Linked DNA regions of Mus musculus: all the other regions are linked to region 3. The links are chromatin loops, found by intact Hi-C in ENCODE. Cell type or tissue: left cerebral cortex. All regions are shown on one strand.

Region 1 (8,000 bases), 150 kb before region 3:
AGATCAGAAACGGAGGGGGTTAGCTGGTTAGCAACATCTACAGCCACTGTTTCTTCTCTCCTTGGCATTTCAAGTGGCTTTTGGGGACAGAGTGACGGGACCAACGCAGAGGCTTCGCCCTAGCCCTACCCAGGGCTGATTCTCAAAAGGGCCCCCGCCCCCCACATTCAAACACGCCGGGTGTACCCAGCCTGCGCCAGCTAGCTAGAGCTCCCGGCTCCTATCTGAGTGTCTTTTCAACCTTTGTCAAGTATCTCAAGACAAGAATTCCTCAAATCAAAGCGCTTTCCCAAACCAGGGACTGGGGAAACTCGAAAAAGAGGCCCAGAAGGCGAGTGACTTCGGACTTGTTCTGCAAGCTTGACTTAGTCATTACACCAAACCTCCTGTGCCCTAGAGGATCCCGGGGTTCCCACACAGTAGGAGGGCATCCCATGCCTGCGCTCCCGCTGGGCACTCACCTACTGCTAGAAAAGAAGTCACAATCTGTGGTCCAGACTTCCGCCGCAGAGAAGCCCAGCACGCCCACCCAGAGGGCTAGCGCGCCTCCGCGGGTGGTCGGATCACAGGGTGCCGAGGGTACCCACTGAGGTGGCCGGACATCTGGGTGTCTGAGCGCGCCCTCCGAGGTAGTCTGATCGCTCGCGCCCGGTAGGGCGGTGGGAACCCGGGCAGCTGCTGCGAGGAGCGCTCCCGGGCGGGTCCGCGCCGAGCTCGAGCGAGCGGGCGAGCGGGGCGGGAGGGGCCATTTGTAACCGAGCAGACGCTACCACCGCCCCTTACTCGCGGGGGGCGGGGGCGGGCGGTCAGGTGATGGCGGCCCACCCCGCGCCGCGGAGCCCGGTGGTTCCTGCCCGGGAGGAGCCCCCTGGCGCGCTCTGATTGGAACTCCCGCTGCAGTAGGAGGGGGAGGGGGACACGTGACCGCCCGACTGGGCAGCCGGCGCGCCCCACCCGCTATGGGCACCCCATCTTTCCTCCCGGAAAAGCCGGGGAACACAGGGAAGGCGGGGGAGCACGCAAGGTGCAACCAGCTCCTTTAGCTGCAGTGCCGGGTGATCACCGCAGCTGAACCTGGGAAGGCATTCACACTACCAACCGGCCTTCACAGTCCTCCGCCCTGCCCTTGGCAGTAGAACCCTCCCTCCTCTGCTGCAGCCCCCCCCCCCCCCACACACACACACTGACACTCTGAATAGACCCCACCGGCACTTCATAGTCAAGCGTGACCCCTCCCCTCTCTGTCTCTTTCTGCGCACCGGCGAGAGTGAGTACCCGAGAACAGCTTAAGGCGATGCGATGCATTGCAGACACCGCCCAGTTCCAAGGCTAGAAAACCCCGCAACCCACGACTAGACCACGCCCGGGAATGCCTGATAACTCCAAGGTCTACAAGGTTCTGAACTCGAACAGGCTCCCTCAGGAGAAGGGAACCGCAGTAGAAGGCCCACCCTCCCCAGAGAGGGCAGTGGTCTTCTGAGTGCAAGTCCAGTCCTCAGCCCAGGGGAGCAAAGATCCAATAAAGGTCAAATTAAAACATAAGGTAGTGACGCCGCCAGGGACGTGCCTCATGGTTGTGGGAAGCCGGCAATTAACCACCCACGACCGGGCGTTGCTTTTCTCTCGAATGTGAACGCCCTCGGAGTTGCGCTGTTCCATGCTCGCTCCAGTTCTCTGCAGAGAACGGATTCTGCAGCCTTGCACTCTGCTTCCCCATGACCCCCTCCCTTGGTTGCACCATCCTAGATGGCAGGAATTCAGAGAAAATGCGGTGTCACGTCCGCTGCGACGCCCGTGGACGCGTCTGCGACAACCCCAGCAGCACATGGGGACCGTGAATCTGCTCGCCACTTGGGCCATACTGTGGGCATTCTTATGAGATTATTAGAAGCAAACTGTCTCTCTCTACACTGGCTTCTTTCTAACTTCTGTCCAAGAGAGTTTTGTACTGTATTTGGACGTGGATGCGGTTTTTGGCCAAGGCAGAAACCGCATAGTCCAAAGCACAGATGGGGGAAGAAGGTGGGACTTAATGGTCCCATTGCACTCCAACTTCCCTCTCAACCTCTACCCGCGAAGCAACGCCTCCCTTAACCCAGAGGGTCTTTCCCCAACCCCTTCATGACACTTGTGTGCTTCCCTGGGCACAGGACAAATGTCCAGCAGGTTTGCTTAGTAGGAAGCTTAACTGCATGCAAAGCTTCGGGCACCAACGCTAGACAGAACTTTGGAGGACTCCGAAAAGCTACCATGGGAGAGAGGGGCCTGTCAAATTAAGAAGTATATTATTTTCCAAGCAGATGCCTCGCTGCCCTTCTCAAAACTACACTATATATAAAAGGGGGAAAATAATCCACTACACACACACACACACACACACACACACACACACACACACACACACACCTTTTTAGCAAGGATCTGGGAAGTTGAGAGAATACTGCTCACTTGTGGCATCGCCCGAAGAGATAATTCCTGAGGGTCTGGCGTGTATTCAAAGATATGATATCCGGTAGCCTAGACAGGAAGGAGGTGAATACTCCTTCAGAGTCTCAAGGTTGTGATTTTGAACTTGAAACTGTAGATCCTAATTTTTTTGTTTTTGCCTCCCTCTCCCTTCAATGCTTTATGTTGCATATCTGGGAATGATGGTGGAGTTAAATGCAACACACACACACACACACACACACACACACACACACACACACGTTGGGTCCGGCACAGCTGGAGATGTGTGGTATCAGATCCTGGACTTTCACGTGTCCGACCCTTGAGTACCATTGAGAGAGGCAGCCCAGAGTGGCTGATGCAGAGACTGACACGCCTTGTAGTGTAGGGAGTGTTCGCGACAGTGTCTGAATTGGGGTAGGTCCCTGACTTCGAGCCCTGCTTGTCTACAGGGTCACGCCCTGTTGAGAAAACACACAACAGCCGGGATGAATGGGGATGATATTGAACAGGACAAGTCGCTGCAGAGCATTTGCTTTCAGCGTCCTCCTGCGGCGCGGTCAGAGGTCTGTGGAACTGTGCCTTCGGAGTGACCACACCTCAGGGTTGTGAGAAGCTGCTTAATGGCGACAGGGGTGGGGCATGTTGATAAAGTGCAGAATCTGACCTGATTTTCAATCTAAAAGGGATCTGGAAGTATCGACGGGTCAATCTTGGGAAGCTACGAAGAGGGCGTGGTGGAATGGGACAAATGGCAGGTTTGGGGTCCCAGGGTGAAAAGGATTTCGGAGGCTCCCTGTCTGCAGGCATGTCCTCAAGAGCTGCGCTAAGCGTCATCATCCCCTTCTATAGGCCAGGCACGGTCCCCCTCTCTTTCCTTCCTCCAAGTTCCTGTGGCTAAATCCCTGCACACTGGCCAGCACCAGTAAGATTCTGAGTCGGCAGTCTCCCCTCTGCTCATTACTAGAGCGGACCAAGGCCTGCCTGTCCGGTCCGCTGTGCGCCTGGCAGGCACCACATTGATCCTGTCGTCTCGTTCCCGCCTACCGCAGGGTTGCTGCAACAGTGGGACCGCTACCTTCTCATGCTTTCTGCCGTTCCACCCCACCCCCACCCCTGTTGGCTGTTCACCTCACGCCCGCCCACCATCTTCGTCCCCAGCGCACTCTGCTGCACCCCCACTAGGCGCGCGTGGCTGCCCAGGGCTGGGCGCAGCCGTTGCGGGGAACCCACGACGGCGATCCGCTGCTGCCCCGGCTCGGGGTCCACCAACGTGGAACCTGACTACTCCTCCAAGGTCCCGGGCTCAGTTGTGGGTAGAGTCCCCGCAAACCCCTAATGTGCTCCGTAGGCAGGTCAATGTCCATATGTCTCTGCCCCGTCATCCCTAGTCAGGGGTGTGGGCGAAAGGTTTGGAAGCTCCAGTGTCCCCAACCACCCTTGGACAAAGCCTCCAGCTTTCCGGTTTCCCACTCGGGAGATTCAAGGAGGCCCGGGCAGCGGGGAAAGGACGCGCGTGGAGAGCGCCTCCAGGCGTCGGGCCAGGATGTGGCGCGTCCCAGCCCTCCCCAGCGCGGTTGCTCCCGCGCCTGCACCCGCGCTGCGGTGCTGCAGAGCGCAGGCCGGGCGGCGCCGGTGGCTCCACACCCACGTGCCTGGGTGAGCGCGCCCTCAGCCAGCCGCTGCTCCTCGGCTGGCGCCGGCGGGATCTCCGCAACGCCCCACCCTCTCCGCACTCTCAGCCTCCTTGGCGTCTCCGCCGCAGCTTCCGAGACCCGGCGCCGCCTCTGCGAACCACGCTGCCCAGCACGCTTGCGGCGGTCGCCGGGAGGCCTCACCTCCGCTCTGGGTCCAGCACTCACCTGGTTCCGTGCGTGGCGGGGTTCGGTTACTGCTCCGGGGAGGTTCGTTCGCCGCCCATCACCTCCTGAAAGGTGCACGGGAGGGCGTCCCCGAGGCTCCAGCACCCTCCTCTAAATCCTTCTCCAACTGGCATTCTGCATGGTTCCTTCTTTGACAGGACGGCATGCTTTGCCTTGTCGCATTCTTTCTGGGCTTTGCCTCTCGCTCACATCAACGCCCACCTCTACACACACCTGATCGCAGCGAGGCCAGGCCCTGAATTCTCCTCGCCCACTCCCAAATCCAACACTCCCGCAGTCCCTGACAGCAACGTGAGGGAATGGCACTTAAGAGAGGTAGTGTCCCCAAATTTAAGAAACAATCACCTGTCCCTTGTCTTTGTATGTTTCAAGGCATGTAAGACTACATACAGTCCAGTAGCATTCATACCGTTAGGAAATCAGACCAGAGGATTTTGAGAGAATCGTAGATTCACATGCAGTTCTAAGAAATAACTCACCCCACGCGCTTTTTTTTTTTAATGCTGTTTTCTTTCCGAAACAGGGTCTCATTGCCCAGGTTGACCTCGAATTTAACAGGTAGTCTAGGATGTCCTTGAACTTCTGCCCCTCCCCGCACCGCCCCCCCCCCCGCCCCCGCACCTGCACCTGAGAGCTGGGATTACAGGCTTGCACTACCAGGCCTGTGTGCATGGTGTTGAGGATTGAGCCCAGGGCTTCTTGGTGGTTAGTAAGAACTCTATTAACTGAGTTACAGCCCCTAAGCCCCTAACTAACAATTGTTGAAAGTACAAACAATACCCTATCACTGGATATCAGTTGAGCACTGATGCACCCCGCCCCCCACCTGTAATTACACCTGTACTTCTTTTATTCACACATGCAATTTTGGGTAGATAACACCACTGCTGACACAGCAAAGTCTCTCTTTCTCTCTGACAAGCAACCCCAGAGAACACTCCTCACTCCAAGTTTTGTCATTTTAAGATTGTTGAATAAATGGAATTACATAGTCATGTAGTCTTTTTCTTTGTCCTTTCATTGGAGAAAAGAAAAGAAAAACAACCCAATGTTATTTCCTGGAATTCCATCCTACTTACCACGGTTAATAGTTGGTCAATGGATTGCTTTTATGGCCTGAGGGTCTCCTGGGTCATTCAGGGTCATCCAGGGGTCAGTGTTTAACTGTGACACGGGGAAGCACACCCTTCAAGGGCTGTTTCTCTATTTTGTTTATGGATAATGATTTTATAAACACTGCTCTGCAGGTTTATGTGGGAACATAGCATTTCTTGGGAATAGACACCCAGGAAAGTAATTGCAGGGCTGTGTATTCATATAAGACACTGTGGATGTCTTGTTGAACACCCGCACTGCTCGACATGCACAGTGGTAGTTTGTGGTCCCACTTATCAGCACGTAGTATGGTCAGTATTTGGTGCTTTAGCTGTTCTGACAGATGTAGTAATCGCTCAAGAAAACGCACATTTCCCTGAGTGCTAATGACAGTGAACATGCTTTTTTAAACAACGATTTAGTTTTGCTGTACACTTTTTAAAAAATAAAATATCTGTTCACATCTTTTGCCCACATCCCATTTAGAGTGTCTGGTTTGTCTGTTCATTTGTTTGGTTTCAGCACTTAGGCCTGAACCCAGTGCCTCGGTCATGCCATGCAAGAAGAGTTCTTTGTGCATGAAGAAGAGTCTAGAATAGGTCCTCTGTAAGAAGTTCGCACATGTTTTGCCTGAGTCCCAGGCTTGTCTGTGGAGCCTCTTTTCAGGAATTTGCAGAACAGAAATTTCCAGACTAGATGAGACAGATGCAGTTTACCAATCTTTCATTTTGGTATTAAGCCAGAGAACTCGTCTAACCCTAAGTGTTGACAATTACCCCCAGTTTTAAGAGTATATTTGTTTATTTATTTACGTGTGTGTGTGTGTGTGTGTGTGTGTGTGTGTGTGTGGTTGTTACAGTAACAATGAAACCCAGGTGGTCGATTTATGTGGCTCTGCTTCGTGGTCTGCATCCTGCTCCATCAGCCTGTGTGCCTACCTAACCTTCACCAGTGCTGTGCTGTCTCACAGCTGAGTTGTCAGCCTTTGTACTAGGTTAAGTGTTCTTCTCACTTAATTCTTCTTTTCTTAAGGATTGCTCTAGCCATTCCACATACACTACAGAGAAAGCTTTCTCACACACACACACACACACACACACATACACACACACTAGAATTTTGTTAGAAATTGCATCAACTATAGATTGATTTGGGAGAAAGATTTTTTTTCTCTTTTAACATTGCTTCTTTTTGAGTATAGTGTATCTCTTATTACATATGCCTCCATTTATTTTTAATTTTCATTTTAGGATTGGCTTAGATTTATACCTAAGGATTTTTCTTTTTTTCTTTTTCTACCTTTTCTTTTCTTCTCTTTTCTTTATGGAGGTGTCTGTAAATGTTATCTCATTTAAAATTTTGGTTTCCATATGATCGCTGTTAGATGTATAGAGACACAATTAAAATTTCCATGTTTGGGCTGAAGAAAGGGCTCAGCTGTTAAAAGCACTCTTCCTCATCCAGAGGACTGGAGTTCAGTATAGCACCCACGACCAGCAGCCCAGAAGTACCTGTGACCCCAGCTTCAGGGGATCTCACACGCTCCTCTGACCTTGTTGGTACTGTAAACAGGTGCATAGATCCTCACACAGATACACACTTATAAAATATATATCTTAAAAAACTTACAAATAGAGCTTGATCATTGTGACCATTCAGACCTTACTTATCACATGTAGGATTCTCCTACAGAGGCAATCATGATGTCTCTGAGAACAAGGCACATTAGATTTCTTCCTTTATATCTCCATGTTTTCCCAACTTCTCTTATTTCAGTGGCTGCAAGCTCTTTGTTGGGCAACAATGCTGACATAAACAACCTACCTCATTCCCGATCTTCTGGGGAAAAAATCATTCACCATGAAGAATTCTAGATACAGGGCTTATAGATGTTTTTGACCTTTTCTATTTTACCATAAGGCACATTGTTATTATCTATTGGTTCTCAGATATAGAATCAAAGTAATTCACCTGTGTATATATCCCAATGGGCAAACATAGATTAATGATAATTTACACATATTTAGATTAAATTGTGGATTTTCACATCAAAGTTCATGAAAGATGCTGACAGGAACGTTACTACTTTTTTCTTTGTTTACAGTCTAGTTTTATGATTAGCGCCTCATGAAGTTAATTGGGAAGTATTCTGTTCTTTTATGTTTTATGGAGCACATTATGTAAACATATTGTTAATTCTTTACATTTTGGTAGAATTCTCTTCTAAAATCATTTGGCCGTGGACATTTTTTAAATGGCTGCAAATTTAATTTCCCTTAATGTTTATAAGGAGTAGATGATACAGTTAGTGTTGGCTGAGTGTTAGTTTTTAGTTTGAGGAAAATTAAATTACTTTCTAAATTTTAAACTTTCTTCTGGTGCTGGAGAGATGGCTCAGTAGTTAAGAACACTTGTTGCTCTTTCAGAGGACCAGGGTTCAGTTTCCAGCATCCATGTGAAGGCTGGCAACCTCCTGCAACTTCAGTTCTAGGACATCCAATGCTCTGGCCTCCTTGGGCACTTGGACTCTCATGGACATACCCAATCACAGACATATAATTTAAAATAATAAAA
Region 2 (8,000 bases), 310 kb before region 3:
TATCGCTCTAGGGGTTGTTGTAGACGCCCCAAGGGTCCCTGAAAGGGGAAGGCCATCGCTATAGTAGTTTGTTGCAGAATTTTCCCTGCTCAACTACATTAGCGTAGAGAAGGTCTGCGATTGGACAGGGAAAAGGGGCGGAGCTAAGAGGGGGTGGGGCGGGGTGTGGGGGAGCCTCTCGGAGGGTAGAGGGAAGAACCATGGCTGTGGTTCTCCTGTGACTTAGTGGCTGGTGACACTCAGTGCTGTGTGCGTTAATGCATAATTTCCATGTTACCTTTTCCTTTAAAACTTAAAAGTAACCTGAGTCCAGTGGGCGAGCACAGTGGTCATGTGACCAGGCGAGCATATAGGTCATGTGACCAGGTGAACTGCCCGCCTCTTACCTGTTACTCAAACTCAAGACTTTCAAAATTCACCAAGTCGCTTTGCACGATGGGTTGATGCGAATAAGTTACCCTCACAGCCATAAAAATGAGACTTAGATGTTTTGAAAAATACAGAAACCTTCCGTAAATTGAAGCTGTTGGAATATCGTTGCAAGCACGACCTCTTGACAAGCAAAGCAGCAATTTCTTACCACAATGGGCTTGACCGGAGTAAGAGGCAGAACACAGGCAAGAAGTTATGGCAGTGAGGTAAAGAAGGTTTGCAAAATTGATTTTCGGTGAATCTACCTGGTGCTGACGGAGTATTTTCATCGTTAACGCACCAACTAGACGAAGCAAACAGCAGCATTTTGCGTTTAAACATTGACTGCTGACTCTGGTTCTGCTTTGACCTTCCCAAACAACCGTTGATTTAAAATCCTAGCAGCTCCACGTGCAGGTTAGTAACCCGCTGAAGTTTGAGCTGATGGGTCATGAGGAGGTGACAGCACAGCCCTTTGCTTCAGAGAACTAGGTCTTTATTGAGCTGGAGTCACCTACTGCCTTAGTTTGCTTTATCTTGCTTTGATAAGGGACGGAAAAGCAACTTGGGGTGGTGGTGGCGGGGGCCGAGTTTATTTGGCTTCCAGCTTCCAGTTCATCATGAGGTGAAGTCAGGGCAGGAAGCCAAAGGCAGGAATTGAGCAGAAACCACGGAGGAAGACTAGCTTGCTTCTTATGGCTGTCACCAGGTACCATCTGCCCAGGGGTAGCTCTGTTCCCCGTGGGCTGGGCTCTCCCACATCAATCTTTAATTAAGAAAATGTCCTACAAATTTGCATTTTGGGGACTCTAGCTGGTGTCAAGTTGACAAAAAAAAAAAAAAAAAAAAAAACTAACCAAGATACCTACCTAACCATTATGAAACCAGTGCAAATTTCTGCATGGAGAATTTGCTTGGAGTGTTCAGCCAGACCTCTTGAGCCAGCTGGCACAAATGTCATCTCTGTGGGCTGCAGCAACCTTGTCTCCATTGCCTTCTGCAAACGCAGAGACGTCAGGTCTCTGTGGCCGAGAAGTATGGTTTCTAACTGCACCTGGCTTTCTGTAATGTGGAAGTACTGCTGCCAGCCTTCCCATCTTCTCCTTTACAGTGGGTTAATTACACACTTTTTCTGAGGCTAGTCATAACAGCTGGAACGAGACGGATCCCAGAGCTTAGCGTCTTCTTTCTTCTAGGAATCTGATGGACATGTTTTCTTTAATATTTGCACGTTTGGCTGAAATATCTTCTCAGTTAATACTCACACAGGTTGGAACCATCCAGAATCTCTCTTTTCCCCTTCTTGCATCCTTCTGAAAATAGTGTTTTTCTGAAACAATGTCATCAACATACATACATTTGCAAATGAATAGTTTACTGCAGTTCTCAAAATGAGATGTTAGTGGACCATTGTCACACATACAAGAGAAACCAATTTTTCATCCATTGCTTTAAACAATTTTTTCTTTCTTTAAATGTGTGTGTGTATGTATACATCTACATACATAATACACACACACACACACACACACACACACGTATGTATATATCCACATGTGAACATGCAGGTACCCACTGCTTGATTATGGGCTGAGGACGGTCTTGGGTGTGAGTCTTCATTTTTTGCTTGAGACAGATTCTCTTTTGTTGTTCTATATAGGTCAGGCTAGCTGGCCTATGAGCTTCTGGGAATTGTCTCTCACACTAGGAGCACACTGAGATGATAAGTACTGTATGTATCAAGCTTTTGTGTGGGCCTGGGACTTGAACTTAGGTCCTCATGCTTGCACAGCAAGTACTTTTACTCACCGAGCCTTCTCCAAAGACTTATATTTATTTCTGACTTCTTTACCCCATAGGAATACTAAAGTCAAGATTCCTAGAGATTTGTCTACCAAGGAGTGGGCTTAAAATCTTTAGTTATTTGTTATCTTGCTCATTTCTCTTTTGTTTGGTTTGAGAGTGTCCCTATGTGTGTAGCTCAGCTGGCTGCTGCATTTTGCTATATCACCCAAGCTGGCCGTCTTCACCCTCCCAAGTGTTGGGATCATAGGTGTGAATGGCATACCTTGCTTTATAACCCCTGATCAACCTCTCAAGTGCTGTGATGAGAAGCATGAATGGCCACACTTGACTTCTTATTTTACAGCTTAATAATTACAACCTTTATTAACTTTTAGAGTCATAGCCTATCCTGTTTAGTATCTTGGCTCTTTCTTTCTGACCTTATTGAGGTTGTAGTTAATGCTGTTGGCTGCCTGCTTATTACACTTTAATACCTTGATTGTTCCCAAATTGTAGTTTTTAATACTGCAGCCATTTCCTCCCTTCTAAGTGGTAGTAAGGATCATAAACCCAAGGGAAGCCTCCCAAAGGACCTCATAAAGTAAACAGCAGGGAAGAGAGTGAGGAGACCCCTGAAACACAGATCCATCTCCAAACAATGCATAACTGCAATACACAAACACAAGAAATATGAAAATGCAGGCAGTGCGACTCATCCAAAGCACATGGCTTCTCAGTGAGATGCCGAAATCCCAAAAAAGTGTTACTTTATTCAAATAAATAAGCAGGCGAGAAGTCGACATGAAACCTGAATAAGAAAGCCAGCAATGTGGCTAAGAAATTCAGCAGAGTAATCGAGACTAGGAGTGAAAACTCAGAAATACTGGAAATGAAAACTCAGCAAAGCATACTTCAATGCGCGCACATATGTGCATCTACACACAATCGTTGGCTCTTGTTATGTTGATCCACCAACTGGGGACCAAGCATTCAAACATATGAGCCTATGGGACCCACAAAACACAGTGGGGAGGCTCTGTCTGCAGCAGTCTATAGGAGCTCGGCACTGTCACAGGGAAGAGACTCTGTGGACACGTAGGCCATCTGAGTGTGGGGTAGCTGGGAGGATGCGAGGGGGAAGCTTGAGGGTTTGGCTTCATTCTCTTCCCAGCATTGCCTTGGGAAAGACTGCTGTTCCCTGGTGGCATGAAGAACATTCATGCTCTTTAGAAGCCCAGGTAACTCAGGGATACAGACAGACAGACCAAAGGAACCCTGCTGGCATTAGGTGTTGAAGAAAGACAGGCATTTTGCCCCTCCTGCTCTGTACAAGGAGTAGGAACAGTATACACTTCTCCAGGTTGTGACCAGGAATGTAAGGAGGGTCCTGTGGTGGAGACAGAAGGCAGTTATGGTGGAGGCTGCAGTGGAGACATAGAAGGCAGTTATGGTGGAGGCTGCAGTGGAGACATAGAAGGCAGTTATGGTGGAGGCTGCAGTGGAGACATAGACGGCAGTTATGGTGGAGGCTGTGATTCACCAGGATGGAGATGAGATACCTGCTGCTCACTCTCCTCAGGCCCAACATCTAGACGTGGAGAGTGCCTTTTCATGAGACCCGAAATGAGACAGCACAAGTCCCCTGAATGAGTTAACGAGAGGACCCAGAATCCTCAAGCCTTCCTTCTGTGTTGTGAGTTTTCCTTTGTAGCCACTAGATGGCAGTGTGCCAAAGGCTATTCCTTATGCCAAAGGCTGTTAACAGTCATGGACTGCTCCTAAATTTTACCTTGTTCTAAGACGTAAAATTATGCCCAGGATTTCTATGTATGAGCTGGGAACCTGCCCCATACGCTCTCAACATGCACACGCGTTGCCACAGCACAACCAGAAGCCGAATGCGCCTAGATCTGGTTAAATGGCACTTCTTGTCCTACTTGGCTTTGCTCCCTTCGGCCATTTTACAATTGTAGAGCATCAGGCAGCAGGGTGACTGTGTCCTTGGCTTGCTTTATAGCCATGGTCAAGAGTTTCATACTAAAGTTCCCAATGCCCACAGATCCCCCAGCATCTAAATCATGAGGAACTCTGCTGTGAAGTTCACAAGTGTGTGCCGAGTGTGTTGAGGGGCTAAGAATTTAGGCCCCTTCACATCAGGGCCATCTCTCTGTTGTCTTACAGAGATCCTGCTTGGGTACTCCTCACTGTCAGGAGTGGTGTTCAGACACCTCCTAAGATGTAGCTAAACGATAAAAACACAGTTTGCTTCACCAGGAGCTGGCCTGTTTGATGCCCTATATGAACAGAGCCCATGCTTAGCTACAGTTACCTTCCTGTTTCTGTTACCATGGCAAACCCTCAAGTAGGAAACTCTAGAAATGAACAATTCACAAATTTTAAATAACTCTGATTGCAGACTGTGGTAATTATCGTGTTTTATAACTAATAGTTATGGTTAATCTCTTACCATGACTAATTTGGAAATTAAGCTGTATCATAGGTGTGTAGGTGTGGGGGAAACCCAGAGTATTCAGGATATGGTACTATTGAGGCTTTCAGATATCTGCCAGGCATATTGGAAGACCCCCCCCCCACACACACACACATTAATAATGCTGGCTGTTGTTCTACGATGAGACCAGAAGCAATTTCATAAGTTTCTCTTTAATCAGTGGCACAGCGCTGATGGCTGTCACCATTATCAGCACGGATGTAGATTTGTTTTGTGACATCCTTTCTAGTGGTTAGACACCAACTTGAAGCTCTCAGAAAGCCTCATATAAAGTCATACATAATTCACACACTAAATGGTGGATCTGGAACTCTGCCTCTTGTCTTCCTGGCTGGAATTTAAAACATAAAAGGATCATTTAGTGCTTGGGCCCTCTTCCTTCTGGAATGTGCTTGACAGAATTCCGGTAAGTGTGAACCATTCCACTAAATCTTTGTTCAAGACTCAAAGACTCACTTTCAGACCAGTGGCAAAGAGCTTTTGAGTGGGAACTATCTCAATTCTAACTAATATGTCAAATTCTGATTTTAAGGTGCCCAATAGATTGAACTCAAATAATCAGATTCCTGTTTGCAATGAACTTTTCTTTGAAACACACCAACAGGCATCATTACAACTTATGTTCTGCACCTACCAGAATATGCCATCCTGTCTGGAAAGGGCATAAATGTCAAAGAGCTTTCCAGAACTGTATGCAGTCTGTCCTCCTTCTCTTCTTTCTGTCTCTCCTCTGAGTTTCCTCCTTCCTCTCTCTCCTTCCACAGCTGACCGAATGCAGGGCTTCATACGTGCCAGGCCTGGTACTATTGAGCTCTGCCTCAACCCCTCTTGACAATACAGACTTGTCATTTTAAAACATTTTTTTATTTAATTAATTACTATTTTTAGTTCTCCGAGACAGAGTTTCTCTGTATATCCCTGGCTGTCCTGGGACTACTAACTCTGTAGACCAGGCTGGCCTTGAACCCAGAGATCTGCCTGCCTCTGCCTCCTGAGTGCAAGCAGGTGTGCCATCCTTGCCCAGCTACACTTTTTTTTTTTTTAAGAAGGGTCTCATGTAGCCCAGGATGGACTTTCACTCACTATGTAGCCCAGGATGACCCTGACCTCCTGACGCTCCTGCTCCACTCCCAAGTGCTGGGGTTGCAGGTGTGTATCACCACTCCAGGTGTATGTGGTGCTCAGGATGCAACCAGGACTTCTTCACACACGCTAGGCAAGCACCGAGTTTCATCCTCGGCATCTACTTGTACACATGTTTATTTGGGATTTCGGTGAAGCAAGCTCCACCACTGGGCCTTCCACTAAGCAAGGTCTAGCCTTTGACACTGCGCCTGTGTCTGCCTGCACCTCAACACTGTCCTCTCCCAGCAGTCAGCCCAGAGTCTCCTTATAGGCTCTGAGCCACGCCTCACTCTGCCTCTCCAACCCCCATCCTTAAGACCCAGTCCTTGTCCACTCCAGCTGTTTTACAGCATTTGCTATGGCCTTAGGTGTGAGTTCTTCATTGGGCCTTCGGTTGGGCTCCCTTTTAATGGATGGCTCCTCCACTGTAACTTCATTCTTTCCCCTCCATTCAGAGCTTCTTAAAAAGTCACCTATAACTGTGGGCACAGCTGTTCCTGGCACTTCCTTCTGAAGGGCACACTGTTAAGAATAACACAATTGTTTCTCTCTAGGGCTGGCATTAGGGACATGCTGGCCTCATAAACAAGTTGGCTTCATGAAACGTTAATAAATCATTTACTTTCTGGAAGAGTTTATGTAAAGCTAATGTATGTTTTTTCTTGTTGTTAAAAGTTTAATAAAACACATTAACAAAGCTATCTGGGACTTGAATTTACTTGGAAGGAGCACCTTGGAAAGTCTCTTTAAGGTTTAGCTATTCTAGTTCCGGAATTACATTCTCTTGCATAAGTGCTAATAAGCTGTAATGAATGATTTAGTGCCATGAATAAAGTCCTTCTAATCTTCTTTTATCACTTCACAGCCCTCCGTTCCTAGTATTGGTCATTTGCATTACCTTTTATTAGCATAACTAGTTTTTTTAAAAAATTATTTTTGTTGGTCTGCTGCTAGAATTAAGAAGGAATTTGACTTTCTTTAGACCTTAATTTTTTCTTTTTGTATTTTCTCTATTTTTTAAAGAGTTTTTTTTTTATTATTTGTATGAATGTTTTGTCTGCATGTATGTAATAGACCCTGTATGTTCCTGGTGTCTACAGAGACCAGAAGAAGGAAGGCATTGGATCCCAGGAACTGGATTTATAGATTATTGTGAGCTGCTGTGTAGGTGCTGGGAATTGAACCCTGGTCTTCTGTAAGAATAGTAAGTGTTCTTCACCACTGAGCCACCTCTCCAACTGCCCCTCCTGCCCCATTTTCTCTATTTTCAAACCATCTATTAATTTATTCTATTTCATTAACTTACTCTCTTTGGGTTTACTTTGTTTTGTTTCTAGCTTATAAACAAAACCTCAGATAATTGATTTAAGGTCACCACCCTCCCCGCTTCTGCCTCTTCAAACTGTTGGCGTCATCAGGGCCAGGGTAGAGTAGTTCCCTACATAAGAGAGGCTTGAGGTTCAGCCCCTGGTGCCTCAGAACCAGTGTATCAGAGTAGACGTTAATAAAAACAAGTCGAGAGCCATTCCCAGCGCCCATGTTGAATGGGCTCACAACTGCCTGTAACTCCAGTTCCAGTGGCCCCAATGCCCTTTTGAGGCCTTCCCAGGTATTTACACTCATGTGCACATATCCATACTCATTCGTGCACACACGCATACAAAAAAAAATTAAAGATACGATTAGGCAAATCTTAGAGAAAAGAAGCTTGAATTGATGAGAAAAACCTGACTGAACTTTGAACTCTTTCCTCCATTCATTATTCATCCTGGCACCTGGTCAGTGAAGGATGCTGTGGCAGAAACATGAATGGAGATCTCCCCTCCCCTTGCTCATTGCTGCTTTGCCTGCTGGCAGGTGCTAAGGACATTGCCAGGGGAAGGTGGGAAATGGACTTAGATCTATTTGGAAATAACTTTGTATAGGTCTGCCTACTGTTAAAGGCTAATCATTCAAAGAACAGCTTTAGATTACCATTGAAATGGTAACTTCTCATGTGCGAAGTCATGAGAAAATAGTCACTTACAAGATGCCTCCTTTGACCGACGATAGTGTGAGGAGAGACTTATGTCCCGGAAGAAAAGCTATAGGAATTTCTCCAGAGCGGACCCCACAGATTTTTTTCCCCCCATTCTTCCTTGCAAGCCTGAGTTCACTATCTGGCTGC
Region 3 (8,000 bases):
CCTGTCACCATTTTTGTTTTGTTATTATATTTTGGGATAAGGTCTCATGTAGACCAGGGTGGTCTCTAACTTGCTATGTAGCCCAGGATGGCCTTGAACTCCTATTCCTCCTGCGTCTGTCCCCCAAGAGCTGGGATTACAGGTACAGTGCATGCCCCTACAGCCAGCTTATGTTGCACAAGGGGTGGAACCCAGGGCTCACACACACAACTCTCCCAACTAAGCCACATCCCCTAGCCTACCTTATGAGGCTTTAACAAATACTCCACAGAAGAAACTCATCCCCCAAATAAAGAGCTTCAATACAGAAGAGTGACTTAAACCACCCAGCTTCCCTCTCCTGCAGCCCTTTGTGGTAATGAAGCTCATCAGATAAAAGTGCTGCTGCCCTCGATGAAGCCAATTGTTCTCAAAAGTCGAAACCCTAAGTATGAAAACCCATGTGCTTGCACAACTGTCAGACCTAGAATCTGCATCCCCAGAGCCCATGTACATGCTGGCTGGATGTGGTAGCCCATCTGTAATTCCAGCCTCTGAAGGTGGAGGCAGGGGATTCCCCCAGAGCAAGCTGTCTATGCAGACCAGCTATGTCAACAAAGCCCTGGGTTTGACTGAGAGACCCCGCCTCAAAGAATCAGAAGGGAGACATGTATTGACGATTCCTGACATCAGCCCGGGATCCCACATGCACATGCGTACACATACATGCACATGTGTGCAGATACATGTGCACAGGTGGAAAGGCATATACATACACATCACACACACAAAAAGGAGGGTTCCTCTCAAAGTGTGGACATTAAAAGGCGCTACTGGAATCTTGTCCTTACTGCTTAACACATGAGCAGACCCAGCAGGTCATATTACCTAAATCCCAGTTTTCTTTTAGTCAATGGCCTTCAGACAACAGACCTTAAGAAAAGTCAGAGAGCTGTGTACCTACGATGGGAACACTTTTCTGCTTGTATATTACACTTTATTTAAATGTTTCATTTTTAGTTTTCATTACATGTATATGTATGAACAGGTACACAAGGATGCAGTGCCTGAGGAGGCCAGAAGAGGGCGTTGGATTCCGGAGAGCTGGAGTTGCAGGCAGGTGTAGACTGCTCATCTTGGGCACTGGAACCCCACTTGGGTCCTCTGCAGGAGTCAACTCCCCGGCTCTGATATTAAGCTTTAGCAAGCTCATTCTTGAGACTGGGGTGTGACTCGCCTACTTGCCTGGCATATACAGAGCCCGAGTGTCATTTCTCTAGAAATGAAAAATTAAGATACTAAGTCTGTTTTCCTTTCACCTGCCATCCACACAGTTAACCCTCCTTCAGATCTGCCCGTGCCTCAGTGTGCTGCAAGAGTCAAATGGGCCGATTGCCTTGAGAACAATCTCTAAGCCACCGCCGCCGAGAGTCAGGAGAGGACAGCCATCACCATGGAACCGTCAGCCGCATCCACCCACCCACACCATCCGAACTGGGGCTGGCAAAGGCAGTGTGACAACATCCCGAGAAGATTCTGGAAGAAGGTGTTTCCACTCCACACCAGCTGGGCCACTGAGACGATTATCCTCGTCCCAAGTCTATCTACTTACAAGGTAGGCACAATGACCTTCACTCCACCTGGTAAATGCCCACAAGATGCTAACTGAGCCTTCTGTCATAAACGCCAGATCTGTGAATACCGCCCCCAGCCCTGCATCTAGCCGATCCCAAGGCCTGTGCTCCGAGGGGCTGGGCTGGAGTCTGCTTGCCCACACTGGCGATTGTGTCCTGAAGCTGAGCAAGAAGTGGGGGAAAGCAGCAAGTGAGGGTCCTTCTGGGGCTCCAGTCTCTCCTTGTCTAGAGTCACAGACCCCCCTCTTTCTTCATTAAGGTGCTTTTCTTCCCAAAACCCCCAATGTGAAATCAAAAGCAACAGGTTCAAGAGAGCAGGTGCTAGAGTGAGGACAGAGGCAAGAGGCTGGTCCATGCTGGGAGCATCTTTTCCAGCTCTGGGTGGGGTGGGGATGTCGTGATACTGCCAGAGTCACAGAGACAGAGCTCAGTGTCCAGGATTTGTCTTTCTCAGTGTGAGTGAAGAGAGGCCGTGTGAGGAAACCAGGCTCAATCGCTTTTCCTCTCCCACCACCCAGTCCAGGTAACAGCAGAGTGCTTCACACAGCCTCAGAGAATGCATCATGCTTCCCTGAATGGCCACCCCAGCCAGCTCCTTTTCCTCTACCTGGATTCAGAAACAGGAGCTGCACCAACCTGGTGACGTGACGTCCGGGTGGGAAGGCGTGGGAGATAGAGCTCACAGTTTTCCCGGTCCTGATATATAGGCCACCCCACACCCCCACCCCATTCCCTGGTGACTCACTCCACCTCTCTGTTGCAGTCTGATGAACAACTTGAGCCATTAAGGAATGGAACAAATTACTAAATGGGAGACACAAAAGAAACCCAGGATAAATTATAAACGATGCTCTCTCTCTCTCTCTCTCCTCTCTCACTAAATCGTATCTTTACCTACTGAACTTGAAAAAGCAATAGACTACCATGGCAGAAGTACAGGGGTTTAAGAGGCCCTTTTCTGAGAACCCCAGGGAAGCCAGGGCACAGGAGCTAGGCTGCTTTCAGCAAGGTCTTGGAACTAATTCAGTGGCTTGAAGGTGGGTGCTGCAAAACATGCCTGACACCTGAAGGCTGAGTAGAACCTGCATTCAGATGCCACCTCTGTGAAGCACGACGGTGCATGTTATCTCTGTAGCTTGTAGCTACAGGTTAGTAGTTGCCGTGGTTATAGGCAGCAACACATAGCTGTGGAGTGTGTTGCCTTGGTGAGCCAGGTCACCTCTGTGGAACACATTACCTACCACTGAGCCACATCTATGTAGCTGTGACATTAGCCATCACACAGCCAAGGACACTAGGACCCTTGTTCCCCAGGCTAGAAGGAGACCTTGCCCTGATCTTGGCATTGATGGCTTCGTGCATGTATCTAAAACCTTGACCAATGGAAGGAGAAAGAAACATGGACCTTAGCTCAATGTTTGGAAGCTCTGACAGGGTGGGGAGCCAGGGAGCCTTGTCAGCATTAAGGAAATGGACGCAAGAAGAGGTCGCCCCCTGCTGGTCACAGCTGGGAAAGGCATATCAATAATCCTATTCCCGGCAGGGAGGGAGAGGGATTGCAGTGGTTATTGGGCAGGGCAGGCATCTGCTTGCTGCTTTGAGAGTCACCCGGCTGAGTCTGTGTGATCCTGCGTAATTCTTAAGCTACGGGTCAGGAAGTTTCAGACAAACAGCAGTGTTATTCTGGAACTGGGGGTGGGGAGGGGAGGAGGAAGGGAAGGATTTCCTAAGCAAAGTTTACAAATTGTGCAAATGTTCAGAAGTAGTGTCACCAATATCTTCCCTGCCTCCAAGGCACCAGCTGTGAGCCAAGACGAGAGCAGGGAGTGGAGAGGGGGAGGTGAGGGGCAGACTCTTACGTTATAGCAGCAAGTGACACTCCCAACAGAGTGGCCCTATGTGGGTGGGACCCATAGCCTCTACACCAAGCAAGGACCTTAATCTCATTTGACAGACGAGGAAATAGAGTCTCAGGGAGTGATCTGTCAAAGCAGGTTCTGAGTCAGGATTTTAACCATAGTCTAAGCACTATGCTTTATTCACATCACCTAGCTATCTCTGAGTCTGCGCCCATTGTATGTGAGGGGTGGGGGTCCTGGTGGCTCACTTGAAGCCAAAGTAGGCTTTCGTGATGCCCCCACAGTCTTGCTACACTGCCTTGGCTCCTCTGACGTTCAAATGGGGAGCAAGGTCAGATTTTTCCACATTCTCAGTATTCCGGCTCATCTTGTGCATTTGTATTCTGGGATTTGATCTCTCCTCACCCCTGCCTCTTGCTTAACTGTTCCCTAGATGAAATTTTAGTCTTAGCCAAAAGGGCACAGCTCCTAGTGAAGCCAGAAGTCAGAGCCTCCTCCCTTGCAGCCTCAGTGAGTTCCTTCACAGCCTTCACAGACAGCTTGCTGCCAACACCACCCTGGCCTGTCAGCAGAGCTCACTGGGACTCCACAAGCCACCCAAAGTGACACTGATCTTCACAGCTTTTCTGCATGCTCCCTTGTTCCCTTCCCTGCATGCATTAGAAAGTTAACAGGAGAACAAGAAGACTTAAGAAACCCCCCAGCCATCGTAATTAACATGCAGAATGCTTTTCTGGCAGTGCACAGGCTGTGGTAAATCGGGAAACTTCTTAGCACAACATATATTTAATCTGTGGCACTTGCTTTCACATGAAAGTCAATCAGATATTTTAAGGGAGCTAACGAGGACTCTCAGATTGAGCTACTAACAAACACAGGTGCAACAAACTCACCTGGATCTATTTTTCTAGGATTTTTAAAAAAAGATATGTCTCGCCCATGCCAAGCTGGTCTTGAACTCATGAAGTCAAGGATGACCTCGCATTTCCAATTCTGCATCCACCTCTGTCCCGGACACTGGGATTTCAGGTGTTCGCCACAACACCCAGGTTTCTGCAGCGCTGCAGGTGGAACCTAGGGCTTCGTGAACTCTAGCAACTGAACTACATCCCAGCCTTCCTGGAAATGTGTGCTAGGCACCAGGGAAGTGACCACTGTCTAGTAATGGAGTTTGCATGAGAATTTCCCAGTTTACTGTGGAACTCACATTCTGTAGGGGGAGAGGGAGTAGGCAAAGAAAAAAACAGGGAAACTAAGTAACAAAATTCCAGTTGTGTGAAGTGATAGGGAAGAAGGTTCGGGAAGTCGTTTGTGAGGAGTGACTGTTGAGGTAAGAATTGAAGCTTGAGGCAACAGAGGTGAGAGGGCCTGGGCACGCCCAGACAGGTGGACAGGAAGTGAGGTGAGAGGGACTGCCCAGACAGGTGGGCAGGAAGCCTCCAGCAGCATGTGTTGCTGAAGGGAACTTTCCAACAGATTATATTTCTATAATGAAAGGTTCCATTAGTTACAGGCCTGGGAGGGAAGGTTTGGTTGGTTGCTGGGGTGAGAAAAATAGCTCACTACAGGGGAAAAAAAAAAGCAAGCTGCACCTCACATCACAGATAAGTGGAAAGATCCAAGACCTCACAGCATGAAGGGCAACAGAAATCAGGAGCTAATCAGAAAAAAAGAGGGGGGACCCTAAGAGGATCATCACATAATCTGAACGCCACGAATCACAATCTCAGATAAAAGTCGCATAGATTGTCCTACATTGAAATGAGGGATTTTGGCCAAAATAAGGCTGTTGAGAAATAGAGCCATTTTGTGTGTTGTGTGAGCTCAGAGAGACTACTTTACATTGTGTCAAGCAAGAGATTACGGTGTAGAATAAAGGCAGATGGCAGGAACCAGGACAAATCCAGCTGGTTGTTTGTCTTTATAAATAAAATTGTATTGGCTCACAATTGCATTAATTCATGTCTGTGTTACCTCTGCAAAGCTACAGGGCTGTAATAAAGAACCACAAAGCCTACAATATTTACTATGTAGCCTTTTATGGGGGAAAAAAACATTGTATCATTCCTCCAAATAGATACTAGAGAGTAATGAGTAGGTGATACTCCATAAAAATCGTCAGTAAGGAGCTGAGGAGATGGCTCAGTTGTTAAGAGCACTTGTTACTCTTCTAAAGGACCAGAATTCAGTTCCCAGCACCCACACAGTAGCTCACAACCATCTCTAACTCCAGTTTCAGGTGATCTGACGCCCTCTGCTGGCCCCTGTGAGTACCAGGCATGCATATGGAGCATGTGCATATACATAAGCAAAACACTCAGACACATAAAATAAATATATGTAAAACAAATTTTGATTGCCAGCTATATCCTAGCAGTGTGGGACAAGGGCAACTTGACGTTGCTGACAATGAACTCAAGTCCCCCAGAAGTTGGCTGTGTGCTCCTCACCCCAGGCAACTGGTCAGTGAAGTCAGACCCAGCAGGCTTTCGAACTTGCTCCACTCTGCCTGAAGATTAGAAGCTCATACATACTCGTTCCGTCTTCCTTCCCTTGAGCCAGCACTGCAGCTGGGGAATGGGACAACACCTAAGCCTTGTCTGTTTTGAAAGAAGATGGTGCTAATGCCTGGGAAATCGTAGAGTGGAGAGGGGAGACAGAACATGGCTGTCATCTAACTTGGTCCCAAAGCCACCCAACCTTTGGGCTCCCAATTGACTCATTTGAGGCAGCTTATTTTTTTGTGGATAAGTCGAGGCAGTGGGAAGGCATGGGGGCAAACAAGCAGCTTTGGGGCAGAGGTGGTGTAAGAGGAAAGGACAGAGTAGCCTCTTGTCCATTTCTCAGTGGACAAGAAAACACAGGTGGAAATGAAACAGGTTATAAACCTCATTGTGGCGCCTCTGCAGAGATCCACTCCCCCATTCTCCACCCACTAGATCCTTAGCCTGTTCCACAGCCTTCCAAGATACCATCAGTTGGTGATTAAATGTCCAAACAGGCGAGCCTGTGAGGAGCGTTCCACACTCAAACCACAGCAAGGGATGAAGGCATCTGCACCCGGATGAAAGGCGGAGGGTGACAAGCACGTAGGAGAAGAGCTTTACCCTCCTATCCCAGACACATGCATACTCACACGTACACCTGCTAGCCTGGGGAGGAAAGAGGTGGGAAGGAAGCAGCAGAGGTTTATGCAAACCCCTGCAGTGAGGACTCAGAGACATCCCAGCATGCTCTGCCTCATGGGATAGAGCTCTGGCTTGAAGCAGGTCCCTAGAAGCTGGAGCTGAGGTGGAAACATTCCTATGGAGGAATGTTTCCGTGTGTGTACTCTGTAAGCACCTCCCTACCACCTATAAAAATATAAGGGTAAGAAAGTCTGAAAAGATGAACCCTGAAGGCAGCGAGAAAGAAGAGTCAAGGGACAGTGTGGTCCCCACTGGAGCATCCAGGCCTTTCAAAGCTGCTGCTGTAGGGAGGGGCCACACAGTTGCTCCCTGTAAAGCAGGAGAATGGTCTTTATATACCACCCAAACCAGCCGTTGGCCATGGGCAACCCTAGGGAACAAGACTGACTTGCTTTTTTTCAAATCCCCCGGAAAGTTGGCATCTCCCATTGACCAGAACAGTTGTTGGCAGGGCAAGATACATATAGAGGCCCAGAGAAAGGGCATGGGGCAGGGGGCGGGGGGGGGCAATGTATCCTGTGCCCTTTGCCCCCTCTACTAAGGCAACTGGCAGGATGCCAGCAAACCCATCAGAAGGCTAGTATGGAGAGAGACAATAGGAACCAGATGCCCTACTAAGCACCACTGAGACCTGGACCCTGAACATGCTCTTCCCCACAGACATGGGGAAAGAATAAAACCTAGAGCTAACTGGAATTGAGCTTTCCACCATCCAGCAGAGTGGGACTCCAGGACAGAAACTAGGTGCAGAAAGGAAAGGTCCCATAGCCCCATCCCACTAGCTTGCCGCCACTGCACAAGCTCCCACCCAAGACATAAAAGAATGCCATTAACAGGACAGACTGTTAACAAGTTCATTAATCATGGTCCTTTTCACACTTCCACAATCCTGGTGCTTTAAAGGGAGGCCTCCCCCACTTAATTACAGTGTTTAGCAATTAACAGTTCATCAGCTACCACAGCCCGTCCCTGGCTTTCAATAAAAGACAAAGGGCTTGAATTCTGCAAGAGTTCCCTGCAGGGGTCTTGGGCAGAGAGCCTCTCTTGGTGTGAACAAGATAATCATATTTGGTGTCAGCAGAGCAGTTAGGCCAAGGCAGCACTCTTGCTTCCTGCAGGCAGGGGTGCTCCTCCCCTCTCTGACAACACAGAATCGGATCTGAAGGTTTGTTGTGCATCAGCCCATGCTCTGCCTGCTGCTGGATGGCCAGGTCCATTTGTGGGTGCTGCTAATGGCTCAGATCCAACCTCAAGGTGATAAAAACCATTTGTCCATGATTTCCAGGTTTTAATCAGGGCAGCTGGGTAACTGTATAAAATGCCTCACACCTTCAGCTTTC

What was found. Peaks named below come from ENCODE experiments on the same cell type or tissue, not always from the same donor. Only the 100,000 strongest peaks of a DNase experiment are listed, where the experiment ranks them.
Region 1: a loop joins it to region 3, with 6 times the contacts of the local background. A loop is called at or near these places in 7 of 42 quality-filtered maps.
Region 2: a loop joins it to region 3, with 8 times the contacts of the local background. A loop is called at or near these places in 11 of 42 quality-filtered maps.

Annotation. Positions count from the first base shown.
Region 1 is chr9:122,565,226-122,573,225 of GRCm38, reverse strand. 9530059O14Rik (RIKEN cDNA 9530059O14 gene) reads right to left here and starts at 725. Exons shown (of 2, transcript NR_015610.2): 1 at 462-725. In left cerebral cortex, CTCF peaks have their summits at 865 and 3,977; DNase peaks (open chromatin) are centred at 1,403, 1,590, 4,054, 4,461 and 2 more places; H3K4me3 peaks cover 3,314 bases; H3K27ac peaks cover 2,913 bases.
Region 2 is chr9:122,725,664-122,733,663 of GRCm38, reverse strand. No RefSeq gene overlaps it. Among named protein-coding and RNA genes, the nearest start is that of Gm51699, 9.4 kb to the left of the region's middle. In left cerebral cortex, a CTCF peak has its summit at 3,914 (motif pointing right); a DNase peak (open chromatin) is centred at 3,930.
Region 3 is chr9:122,416,411-122,424,410 of GRCm38, reverse strand. No RefSeq gene overlaps it. Among named protein-coding and RNA genes, the nearest start is that of Gm35454, 18 kb to the left of the region's middle. In left cerebral cortex, CTCF peaks have their summits at 1,057 (motif pointing right), 3,120 (motif pointing left) and 5,742 (motif pointing left); DNase peaks (open chromatin) are centred at 3,102, 3,427, 4,103, 4,162 and 3 more places; H3K27ac peaks cover 664 bases.